3 separate regions of the Homo sapiens genome follow, and all the other regions are linked to region 3. A link is a contact called in ENCODE Hi-C or POLR2A ChIA-PET data. All regions are on one chromosome and are shown on one strand. The core of a region is the stretch at or near the end of the contact, and the rest is flanking DNA. Distances in the headings are between cores, read along the strand shown.

Region 1 (3,374 bases), core at 62-2,561, 1.6 Mb before region 3:
TTTAGTAGAGATGGGGTTTCACCATGTTGGTCAGGCTGGTCTTGAACTCATGACCTCAAATGATCTGCCTGTCTGGGCCTCCCAAAGTGCTGGGGTTACAGGCATGAGCCACCAAGCCTGGCCTCTTTGCTGATTTTCATCTGTAACTTTCACTGTAATAAACCATAACTGGGAGTAACACCACTTTTCTGGGATCTATCAATCTCAGCAAATTATTGACCCTGAGGGTGGTCTCAGGGACCCCCGACACAAGCCCCATTTCCCAGCCACCATCTTTTGCAATCTCCATTGCCCTAGTCACCGAATGGCATATTCTTATCCATTTGCTATTTCCTGCCTCTCTCCTCTGGATCAAAGGCTCTGGAAGGTCGAAAACTCATCTGTCTTTCCCATGAAAGGCTGTAGAACAAAATGGTCAGGGGTCAAGTCCTGGCCCTGTCACTTTTTCATTGTTGCTGAGTCAAGGTCTCAGCCAGGGTGGAGTGCAGCAGTGCAGTCATAGCTTACTGCAGCCTTGAACTCCCGGGCTCAAGCAATCCTCCCACCTCAGCCTCCCTTGTGGCTGGGACTACAGTCACATGCCACCACAGCCAGCTATTTTTTTTCTTTTAAGACAGGGTGTCGCTCTGTCACCCAGGCTGGAGTGCAGTGGCATGATCTCGGCTCACTGCAACGTCTGCCTCCCAGGTTCAACTGATTCTCCTGCCTCAGCCTCCCGAGTAGCTGGAATTACAGGCATGCGCCACCACGCCTGGCTAATTTTTTTTTGTATTTTTAGTAGAGACGGGGTTTCACCATGTTGGCCAGGCTGGTCTTGAACTTCTGACCTCAGGTGATCCGCCTGCCTCGGCCTCCCAAAGTGCTGGGATTACAGGCTTGAGCCACCAAGCCCGGCCCCACACCCAGCTAATTTTTATTTTTTGAGACGGAGTCTTGCTTTGTTGCCCAGGCTGGAGTGCAGTGGCACGATCTCAGCTCACTGCAATCTCCACCTCCCAAGTTCAAGCGATTCTCCTGCCTCAGCCTCCGCAGTAGCTGGGATTACAGGCATCCGCCACTACGCCAGCTAATTTTTTTGTATTTTTAGTAGAGACGAGGTTTCATCTTGTTGGCCAGGCTGGTCTTGAACTCCTGACCTCAAGTGATCCGTCAGTCTCAGCCTCCCAGAATGCCTGAAGGTTAGCTTTTAAGTGTTGGTTACTTTATCTCCTCAGTAGCTAGATCAGGGTCCAGGTGGTCAGGATTCAGTCAAAAGCAAGTGATTAAGGAGACTCCTCTGGGGACTTTGCGATGGAGAGGCAGGAGGGGCCACGAGCGGGGGTGGGGAAGAGAAGAGGGCACAGAGGCCAGCGGATGAGAGAGACACCAGGGAGCCTGGGATGCCTGCCCGAGGCTCTGGCCACGCCCATGCCCTGCCTGTCCCGCTAAGGTGAGCTGGTCCTTCTGTGATCACCCGGGGAGGAGGCCTACAGGAGCTGCAGAGCTGAGTAGAGAGGGAAGGCGCGGGGGAGGCCAAGTCCCACGGGTCTGGGCTTCTAGGAGGAAACGTGTGGGAGGTTGGGACGGGAGGCGTGGGGGCGGGGGACAGGCAGGGCAGCTGGAGCCGGGGCTGTAGTCGGGCGCCGGCCAAGCCCCAAAGAAAGCCTGTGTTGGGCAGCGTCCGGTCTGGCCTGGCCTGGGAGGATGCCTGCTTGCTGCTGGGGGGCCCTGGAGATGCCGACGTAGCTCTGTACCCCCGGGAGGAATGTGACCCCCTCCCCACCCCCAGCCTCCAAATTTTTCCACATAAGGCTTCAGGGGTGCTCATGCCGCATGAGTTCAGGACAAAGGAATCAAAAGCACATGGACTGGATTCCCTAGGGAGGAGAAATTCTGGAAATAAGACGAAGAGGAGGACAAAGGGGCCCGGGGGCGGGGTGAGGGTGCTGGGACGGAAGCGGGGGGCGGGGATTGGGAGGCAGCCGGAGAAGGTGCCTGGCTCTGAGTGGCCTTAGACTGGGGACACATCTCAGCTGGGGATGAAGGCCACTGTGGCCCCGGACCGCCAGGGCAACTCCTTGGACCTCTCTGAGCCTTGTTCCTTCCTTTTTTTTCTTTTTTCTTTTTTTTTTGAGACGGAGTCTTGCTCTGTCACCCAGGCTGGAGTGCAGTGGCGCGATCTCGGCTCACTGCAAGCTCTGCCTCCCAGGTTCACGCCATTCTCCTGCCTCAGCCTCCCGAGTAGCTGGGGCTACAGGCGCCCCCCACCACGCCCGGCTAATTTTTTGTATTTTTAGTAGAGACGGGGTTTCACCGTGTTAGCCAGGATGGTCTCAATCTCCTGACCTCGTGATCCGCCCGCCTCGGCCTCCCAAAGTGCTGGGATTACAGGCGGGAGCCACCGCGCCCGGCCACCTTGTTTCCTTTCTTTTGGCCCAGATTCTTGGGGCAAAATACTTGGAGTCCTCCATGTCTCTGTCTCTGTTTTATTTTGTTCTCTCTTTCTGTTTCCTTCTTTCTTCTCTTTCTTCGTTCTCTGTCTCTCCTTCCTTCCTTCCTTCCTTCCTTCCCTCTCTTTCTTTCTTCTCCTTCCTTCTTTCTTTCATCTATCTCTGTCTCTCCTCCCTTTCTTTCTCCTTCCTTCCTTCCCTCCCTCCCTCCATTTCTTCCTTCCTTCCTTCCTTCCTTCCCTCTTTCTTCTCCTTCCTTCTTTCTTTCTTTCCTCTATCTCTATCTCTCCTCCCTTTCTTTCTCCTTCCTCCCCTCCCTCCCTCCCTCCCTCCCTCCCTCCCTCCCTCCCTCCCTTCCTTCCTTCCTTCCTTCTCCTTCCCCGGTCTCACTTTGTTGCCCAGGCTGGTCTTGAACTCCTAGGCTTCAGTGACCCTCCTGCCTCTGCCCCACAAAGTACTGGGATTACAGGCATGAGCCACCATGCCTGGCCTCTATCTCTGCCCCTGTCCCTTTCTCTCTCTCTCTATTGTATCAGCAAATCCCGAGAGCTCTATTTTCAAAATCTATCCAGCATCTACTCACTTTTCACCTCCTCCACAGCCCCTACCTGGTCCGGCCCCATCAACTCCCCCTTGGCCCAGTGCAGACTCCTCTGCCCTGGTCTCCTGGCTCCTGCCCTTGCTCGCCCGCTCCATGCTTTTCTGTCAGGGCACGTCCCTCCTCTGCTCAAGGACCCTCCAGGGCTCCCACCTCACTCAGTGCAAAAGCCAAATTCCTTCTTGTGGCCCACAGGGCCCTGCAGGATCTGCTCAGCACTTATCTGCCCTCACCTCCTCCTTCTCTCCCCTTTGCTCATTCCCTTCAGCCAGGCCAGCTTCCTCGCCGTTTTGGGCATGCTCCTACCTTAGGGGCTTTGCACGGCAGCTCACTCTCACTTGCAGCAC
Region 2 (3,551 bases), core at 698-3,197, 1.0 Mb after region 3:
TTCTATATTGTGTTTAAACTTGCACATACAAATTTTGGGCTTTCTAGCTTCTCTTAGGATTTCTTTTATACTTTCTCTGGGGGAGGGGGTGTGGGTCTCACCATTGTTGATTTTTCCTTCATCATGGTAATGCGAACAGCTATTTTTGTCTGGAAGCTTTTATATGTATTTAAATCATTGCAGAAATCAACTACTTACTTGTTGCCATTTGTAAAAATATACAGAATCTGTATATAAACCCCTGACAATCAGTTAGTTTGATACATTGTGCCCTCTTTTAATATGTGTGGAAACAAATAAATAGAACATTGTTCCAGGAGCAGTTAATGTGAGGAGTGAGGGGTGGAGCATTTCATAAAATAGTAGTTTATCCTTCAGAGAGCAGTTTCTAGCATAATAGACTGTGGGAGTGTGTGTGTGTGTGTCTGTGTGTGTGCTTATTATTTTTTTTTAAGGAAACAGTATCATTTATGCATTAGGTTATACTCAGACGTCATTTTTTTCATTCATTTTCTAAACGTGCCCATTTGTCCTGGCAGAAAATGCTATAGTTTCTAGAAGTTGATTGAAGATTTCATTTCATCTATTGACATCTCATGTTCAGCTCCTTTCTATTTAGCCATGGCTACCAGCTTCTAGTTCATAACGCTTTTTTTTTTTTTTTTTTGAGATGGAGTTTTTTTTTTTCCTCGCTCTGTTGCCCAGGCTGGAGTGCAGTGGTGTGATGTCGGCTCACTGCAACCTCTGCCTGCCGGGTTCAAGCGATACTCCTGCCTCAGCTTCCTGAGGAGCCGGGATTACAGGAGCGTGCCACCACACCCGGCTAATTTTGCGTTTTTAGTAGAAACGGGGTTTCATCATGTTTGTCAGGCTGGTCTCAAACTCCCGACCTCAGGTGATCCACCCGCCTCAGCCTCCCAAAGTGCTGGGATTACAGGCGTGAGCCACCGCGCCCGGCCATAACGCTTTTAAGTCTAGTATTTTTACTTCATAAACATATGGAGAAAGGCTAATGTTTTCAAATTCAAAGTGTGATGTCTTGGCTTTTGATTGGAGCGTTTAATTCATTAACATTTAATGGCATAAGGAGGGAGCATTTCCACGCTGTGCAGAGGGGACAGGTATTTTGAGACCTCAGAGTAAAATTCTTAATTGTCCCTCCCTTATCACCAGCTTCTGATCCACCCCGGAGCTCCATTTTAGGAATCATTGCCTGGCTTCCCAGCTTGGGGATATGTTTGACCTCCTGAAAGGGGGTCTGCTTGTGAACTGTGAGTGCAGTAGGCTGCTTCTCTGAGCTTGTTCAAGTTTTTGCTTTTCTTCTCTTTTGATTCTTTATGAAATATTGCTGCCATATAATTCCAGTTTTTCCACATACTCAACTATTTTATTTTGTTGTCCTGTTTTTATCTTCTGGGCTGAAAATGAGTAGATTGAGAGATAAGGTGAGGGAAAGGCTTGGCAACGTCGCCAACAGCCTCATCCCAAATTCCTGATCCCTGGAGGACATCAGGCCCTCCCTCCTGCTGCAGGGTGGCCTGTGTGCCCCGGGCTCCCCTCCTGCTCCGAGGTCCGGGAATGGCTCCACTGGACAGGGAGCCTGGAATTCCCTGCACACACTTGTGAGTCCCTGTCCAGGAGGAAAAAGCAGGAAGAACCCACTGAATACAATCAGGAAATTCTAAAATGCAAACGTCACTTCGGGAGGGGTCAGGTCACTCCGTTGGGAGGAAGCCCGCCTTGCCAAGGGTCGTGCCTGGAACCTGTTCATCCGGCTCCACTCAGCACTGTGAGATCGCTTCTTCTGTCAATCAGCCACCAAGGGGCGGGACCTGGAGCACTATCCAATCAGGGATGAGGGGGCGGGGATTGTGAGAACTGTCAATCAGGCACGCTGCAGGGAGGAGGGTGCGACGTTCAAAGAGCCCGCGGAGTCTTCTCCACGCCCCTGCGCTCTGAGTCCTGGCTCTGGCGCTGAGAGAGAGACGCCCTGGAAGGTCTGTATCAGCGTCTGTCGCGCTGGGACCCACACTGGCTTTTAAGGAGGACACCCGGACACCTGGAAGCTGGGAAATGGTGAGTGTGCGGGGCCCGGCGTCCCGAGGCAAAGAAGGGGCAGGTTGGAACCGGCCGGAACCGACCGTGAGGGGACCCGGGCCTCGCCCTGGGCGACTCCGGGGTCTGCAAATCCCAGTGCCCCTGGCGCAGCTCTGCCCTTGGTCCCCTGGGCCGCAAGATGGGGCTGGGGCGGCAGCCGGGACCCCGGGCGTCCTGTCCCGTCCCTGCTCGGCCGCTGCGGCCCCGGCCCCGGCGCCCTCTCTGGGCAGCTCCGCGCCCGCAGCTCCGCGTCTCCCCAGATTGTGCAGTTGTAACCGGCACAGGTTCACGGCCCGAGTCACTGCACCGAGACGCCGAAGGCTGCAGCAGAAACAGTTTAATGGGGGAGAGGGGAGGACACCCCAGATCCGCCTCCCTGAGAGGTTTGGGGATGGGGTGTTTAGAGGTGTGGACAGGGACGGCTGGAGTGTGGGGTCGCTGGTTGGTGGAGAAGTGAGAGGTGACTCCTGGGACTGGAGGTGAAGAAACCGCATTCTGCTGAGTGGGTTCCCTTGTGGGGTCTTCAGCCTGGTTGGCGCCAGCCTTTCCGCTGCAATTCAGGATCCGAGAAAGAACTGAGGCGACCCGTGAGCAACTCTCAAGAGATCTTATCCCCGGGCACGATGAGGAAGCCGGCGGTCAGCGTCTGCTGTGACCTGACTCTCAGGGAGGCGGCCCCGTGAGGCAGCGGGGCTGAGGGCACCTGGTTAATATCTAACTGCAATCTCGCCTCCAGCCTGGCTCGCAGTTCCTGTGAACCCGGTGAGGACGCTGCACGGTGACAACGGAGGGTCACCAGGCAGAATCCAGACTCGTGTGTGTGGGCTTTGTGCTTTGGAAGAGAAGCTGTGATCTGTGGGTTCCCCAGTCCCTTCTTTCTTCCCAAAGGTGACCGGTTTCCCTCCGAGTCTTCCAAAGATGTGGGCAGCAGGGTCTCAAATCCACCACCCTATCCCCTCATCCTAACTCCTCCTAGGGCTGGCAGCAAATCTCTTGGTTTTCAGAGCCTTCCCCAGGCTAACTGTCTCTCATCAATTCCCAGCAACTTTATGAACTCTTTGTCCCTCAGGCAATATTTCAAACAGAGGCATTATTTTAATTGTCACTTTCTTTTCACATAGCAATGTATGGCTCTTTTTAAAAGATGTGTTTTTGTGTTTGTGAACATTTCACATGTGAGGAAGCAAAGAATAACCACTTGACTCCAGTGTGAAAAAAAAAAAAAAAAAAAAAAAGCCGGGCGCGGTGGCTCACGCCTGTAATCCCAGCACTTTGGGAGGCTAAGGCTGGCGGATCACCTGAGGTCGGGAGTTCGAGACCAGCCTGACCAACATGGAGGAACTCCGTCTCTACTAAAAATACAAAATTAGCCGGGGTGGTGGCTCATGCCTGTAATCCCAGCTACTTGGGAGGCTGAGGGAGGAGAATTGCTTGAACCCGGTAGGCGGAGGTTG
Region 3 (3,700 bases), core at 1-2,500:
ATCACGGCTCACTGCAGTCTCGACCTCCTGGGCTCAAGCTATCCTCCCACCTCAGCCTCTGTAGAGCTAGGAGCTAGGACCACAGAAACACGCCAACATGTCTGGCTAATTTTTTTTTTTTTTTTTTTGAGGAGTCTTGCACTGTTGCCCCCTGGAGTGCAGTGGTACGATCTCGGCTGACTGCAACCTCCGCCTCCAGGGTTCAAGCGATTCTCCTGCCTCAGCCTCCCGAGTAGCTGAAATCAGGCGTGCGCCACCACGCCCAGCTAATTTTTAGTATTTTTAGTAGAGACGGGGTTTCACCATGTTGGCCAGGCTGGTCTCGAACACCTGACCTCGTGATCCGCCCGCCTCGGCCTCCCAAAGTGCTGGGATTACAGGCGTGAGCCACCGCTACCTGGGTAATTTTTAAATTTTTTGAAGAGAGGCTGGTCTCCAACTTCTATCCAAATTAATTCTCCCTCCTAGGCCTCCCAAAATACTGGGATTACAGTCGAGAGCCACCGCGTCCGGCGGGAAAACCCCTTTAGCATCCCCTCTCCCAGTCCATAGAAAGTGCCAGGGCTCGCCCCTCCCCGCACAACGGCTCCGATTATAAAGTGGTTAGACACAAGAATTTACTTAAGGCCGGGCGCGGTGGCTCACGCCTGTAATCCCAGCACTTTGGGAGGCCGAGGCGGGCGGATCACGAGGTCAGGAGATCGAGACCATCCTGGCTAACACGGTGAAACCCCGTCTCTACTAAAAATACAAAAAATTAGCCGGGCGAGGTGGCGGGCGCCTGTAGTCCCAGCTACTCGGGAGGCTGAGGCAGGAGAATGGCGTGAACCCCAGGGGGCGGAGCCTGCAGTGAGCCGAGATTGCGCCACTGCACTCCAGCCTGGGCGACAGCGAGACTCCGTCTCAAAAAAAAAAAAAAAAAAAAAAAGAATTTACTTAAGTTGCAGGGAAAAGACGTGAATGCGCTTGTGTAACAGGGTGGAGCACCTCCGTCTCAAAAGGATCTTGAGGACCTCCCACCCCAAAAAGGGCCAGGGCGAGGATGGGAGGTGGGACCACCCTCGGATGCACAAGGCTGGGCCAGGCTGACCCCTAGCGGCAGGGCGGGCGCCCGAACGGTGCCCGGATCCAAGATGGCGGGGCTGGAGGCAAGAGCGGGCGTAGGGAGGAGATTACGTTCCGAGGCGGAGCCTGGGCTTGGGGGCGGGGCGGGGCCTGCGCCTAGGGGGGCGGGGCGGGGCGGCGCTCTAGGCCGAGCGGGAGGTCGGGGCTGCGGGCGCTCGCTGGTGGCGGACCCGGAGGCTGCTGCGGCGCCGGGGCTCCGTGGCCTGGATTGAATCCGATCGGGAGCCATGAGCGTGGACAAAGCTGAGCTATGCGGGTCTCTGCTCACCTGGGTAGGTCGTGGGGCGGGGCTAGGGGAAGGTGAGCGCCCGCTCCTCTTGCCCGGGATCCCTGGCCCTGGTTCGGTCAGTCTCTTGGTGCTGGGGCTGGGAGGTGCGGGGTCGTCGACTTGCTGGACCGTTGGACTCTGGCCCGAGCACCCGCCCCCGTCACGTGGCAAGTCTGCGTGGAAAGGACAGGTGAGGCCCCGCCCCTCTGTGGTTGGTTCACGTGGGGCGAGGACACAGGTGAATTGGCCTGGTCACGTGGTGCCTGTGGGGCCCAGGTGACTCGCGATACCACCCTGGCCTGGACGCGCAGGGTTTGTTGGGCAGAGGTGAGGTGAGGCCACGCCCCCTCCGGTCTCAGGTGAGCAGAAGCCAGTCCCTCGCAGAGCTGCTGTGGCGGAGCAGCGCCCGCCCCACCATGTGAGGTTCGCTGACTGGAAAAGTCTGCAAAAGGGGAGCGGTTCGGCGCTCCCAGGCCCTAACTCTTTCCTTGTCCTTTCCTTTACCCCTCAGTTACAGACGTTCCACGTTCCGTCTCCCTGTGCCAGCCCTCAGGACCTGAGCAGCGGCCTTGCCGTAGCCTATGTGCTGAACCAGATGTGAGTGGAGCTGAAGGGGAGGATCCCAAAAGTGTCCCCCAGTCTGCTCATCCCACCTTCTCGCCCCCAGAGACCCCTCCTGGTTCAACGAGGCATGGCTCCAGGGCATCTCGGAAGATCCAGGTCCCAACTGGAAGCTGAAGGTGACAAGTGGACTCCTGATTAGAGGACAGACTGGTGAAGAGATGACCAGGGACGGGCCAGCTAGGCACATGTCCTGGGTGATGGGCAGGAAGAGGGACAGATGTCTGGTGATCAACCATTTGTTCATCCATTCATCTATGGAGTACTCACCCTGTGCCAGGCCTGGGCATTCAGCAAGGAATAACACAGACAAAAACCTGCCCCACACAGCCATCATTCTAGTGACAAGCAACACATACACAACCATAAAAATTAACTTCCAGGCTGGGCGCAGTGGCTCATGCCTGTAATCCCAACACTTTGAGAGGCTAAAGTGGGTGGATCACCTGGGGCCAGGAGTTCAAGACCAGCCTGGCCAACAAGTTGAAACCCCATCTCTACTAAAAATACAAAAATTAGCTGGGTGGGGTGGTGTGCACCTGTAATCCCAGTTACTTGGGAGGCTGAGACATGAGAATCACTTGAACCTGGGAGGTGGAGGATGCAGTGAGCTGAGATTGAGCCATTGCACTCCAGCCTGGGCAACAGAGCGAGACTCTTGTCTCAAGAAGAAGAAAAAAAGAAAAAGAAAAAGAAAAAGAAAAAACTTTTGATGCCAGTAGTTCTGTGAAGACAACAAAAAAGCAGGGCTTTGAGAGAGAGCAATGAGGGCATAGGTGGCTGATTACATCAGATGGGTTAATCTCCAAGTGAAATTTGGGGGAACGGTGTTCCAGGCATAGGGAATAGCAGATGTAAAGGCCGTGATTTGGGAATAAACTTGGTGTGATGGAGGAATGGCAGAGAGGGCAGAACAGAGCAAGAGGGCAAGATTTGTAGGAGATGAGGTCATCAGGGGCCTGGCAGGCCATGGTGGGGGTGTGGATTCTATTTTTAAGTGCTGTGGAAAGTCAAGGCAGGGTTTTAGCAGAGCAAAGATGCAACCTGGCTTGGGCTTTATAAAGCTCCCCCTGGCTGCATGGAGAGAAATAAAATGTAGGCAGCAAAAGTGGAAGAGGAGAGGCAGCTGGTGCACTAATCCAGGTGAGAGGTAAAGATGGATGGGTAGGGCTGAAGGATGGTGGGGCAGGTGGTGAGAAGTGACTTGGTTCTGGAGACATATGAAGGAAGATGGTCAGGCAGGCCGGGCACAGTGGCTCATGCCTGTAATCCCAGCAATTTTAGAGGCTGAGGTGGGAGGATTGCTTGAGCTCAGGAGCTTGAGACCAGCCTGGGCTACATAGCAAAACCTCCTCTCTACAAATAAAAAAAAGTAGTCGATTGTGGTGGCATATGCCTGTAGTCCCAGCTACTGGGAGGCAGAGATAGGAGGATTGCTTGACCCCAGGAGGTCGAGGCTGCAGTGAGCCAAGATTGCACCACTGCACTCCAGCCTGGGTGACAGAGCCAGACCCTGTCTTAAAAAGCTAAAGCAAAAAAAAAAAAAAAAAAAAAAAGAAACAAAGATGGTCAGGCAGACAAAAGGGGCAGACAGCCAGACAGGTCACCCCTAGAGGAAGGCGCACGCAGACAGAATAGGATGAGATGAGCAGGGAAGGAGAAGTGAGGTGGAGAGAGGATGGGACC

The links. Hi-C counts contacts between places; a loop is a spot of excess contacts on that map. ChIA-PET counts read pairs that join two places held with the same protein, here RNA polymerase II (POLR2A). Pooled maps may share reads with other maps.
Region 1: a loop to region 3 is called in a map of ascending aorta, with 9 times the contacts of the local background. The contact joins the promoter of LINC01841 here to the promoter of HOOK2 in region 3. A Hi-C loop is called at or near these places in 2 of 168 maps with a recorded cell type or tissue (ascending aorta and naive thymus-derived CD4-positive, alpha-beta T cell), 1 of 37 single-sample maps with no recorded cell type and 5 of 50 pooled maps. POLR2A ChIA-PET finds 5 or more read pairs at or near these places in 2 of 52 experiments (both activated CD4-positive, alpha-beta T cell).
Region 2: a loop to region 3 is called in a pooled map, with 5 times the contacts of the local background. The contact joins the promoter of ZNF823 here to the promoter of HOOK2 in region 3. A Hi-C loop is called at or near these places in 1 of 50 pooled maps. POLR2A ChIA-PET finds 5 or more read pairs at or near these places in 2 of 52 experiments (H1 and MCF 10A).

Annotation. Positions count from the first base shown.
Region 1 is chr19:14,361,927-14,365,300 of GRCh38, reverse strand. LINC01841 (long intergenic non-protein coding RNA 1841) reads left to right here and starts at 1,311. Exons shown (of 4, transcript NR_134908.1): 1 at 1,311-1,429.
Region 2 is chr19:11,737,342-11,740,892 of GRCh38, reverse strand. It overlaps ZNF823 (zinc finger protein 823), which reads left to right and starts at 1,947. Exons shown (of 4, transcript NM_001080493.4): 1 at 1,947-2,076. The coding sequence starts at 2,074. RefSeq lists silencers at 1,769-1,963, 2,224-2,373 and enhancers at 1,974-2,053, 2,444-2,573.
Region 3 is chr19:12,773,102-12,776,801 of GRCh38, reverse strand. It overlaps HOOK2 (hook microtubule tethering protein 2), which reads left to right and starts at 1,250. Exons shown (of 23, transcript NM_013312.3): 1 at 1,250-1,397; 2 at 1,905-1,990; 3 at 2,061-2,133. The coding sequence starts at 1,353. RefSeq lists a silencer at 1,187-1,406, a cis regulatory region at 791-1,432 and enhancers at 969-1,647, 1,648-2,328.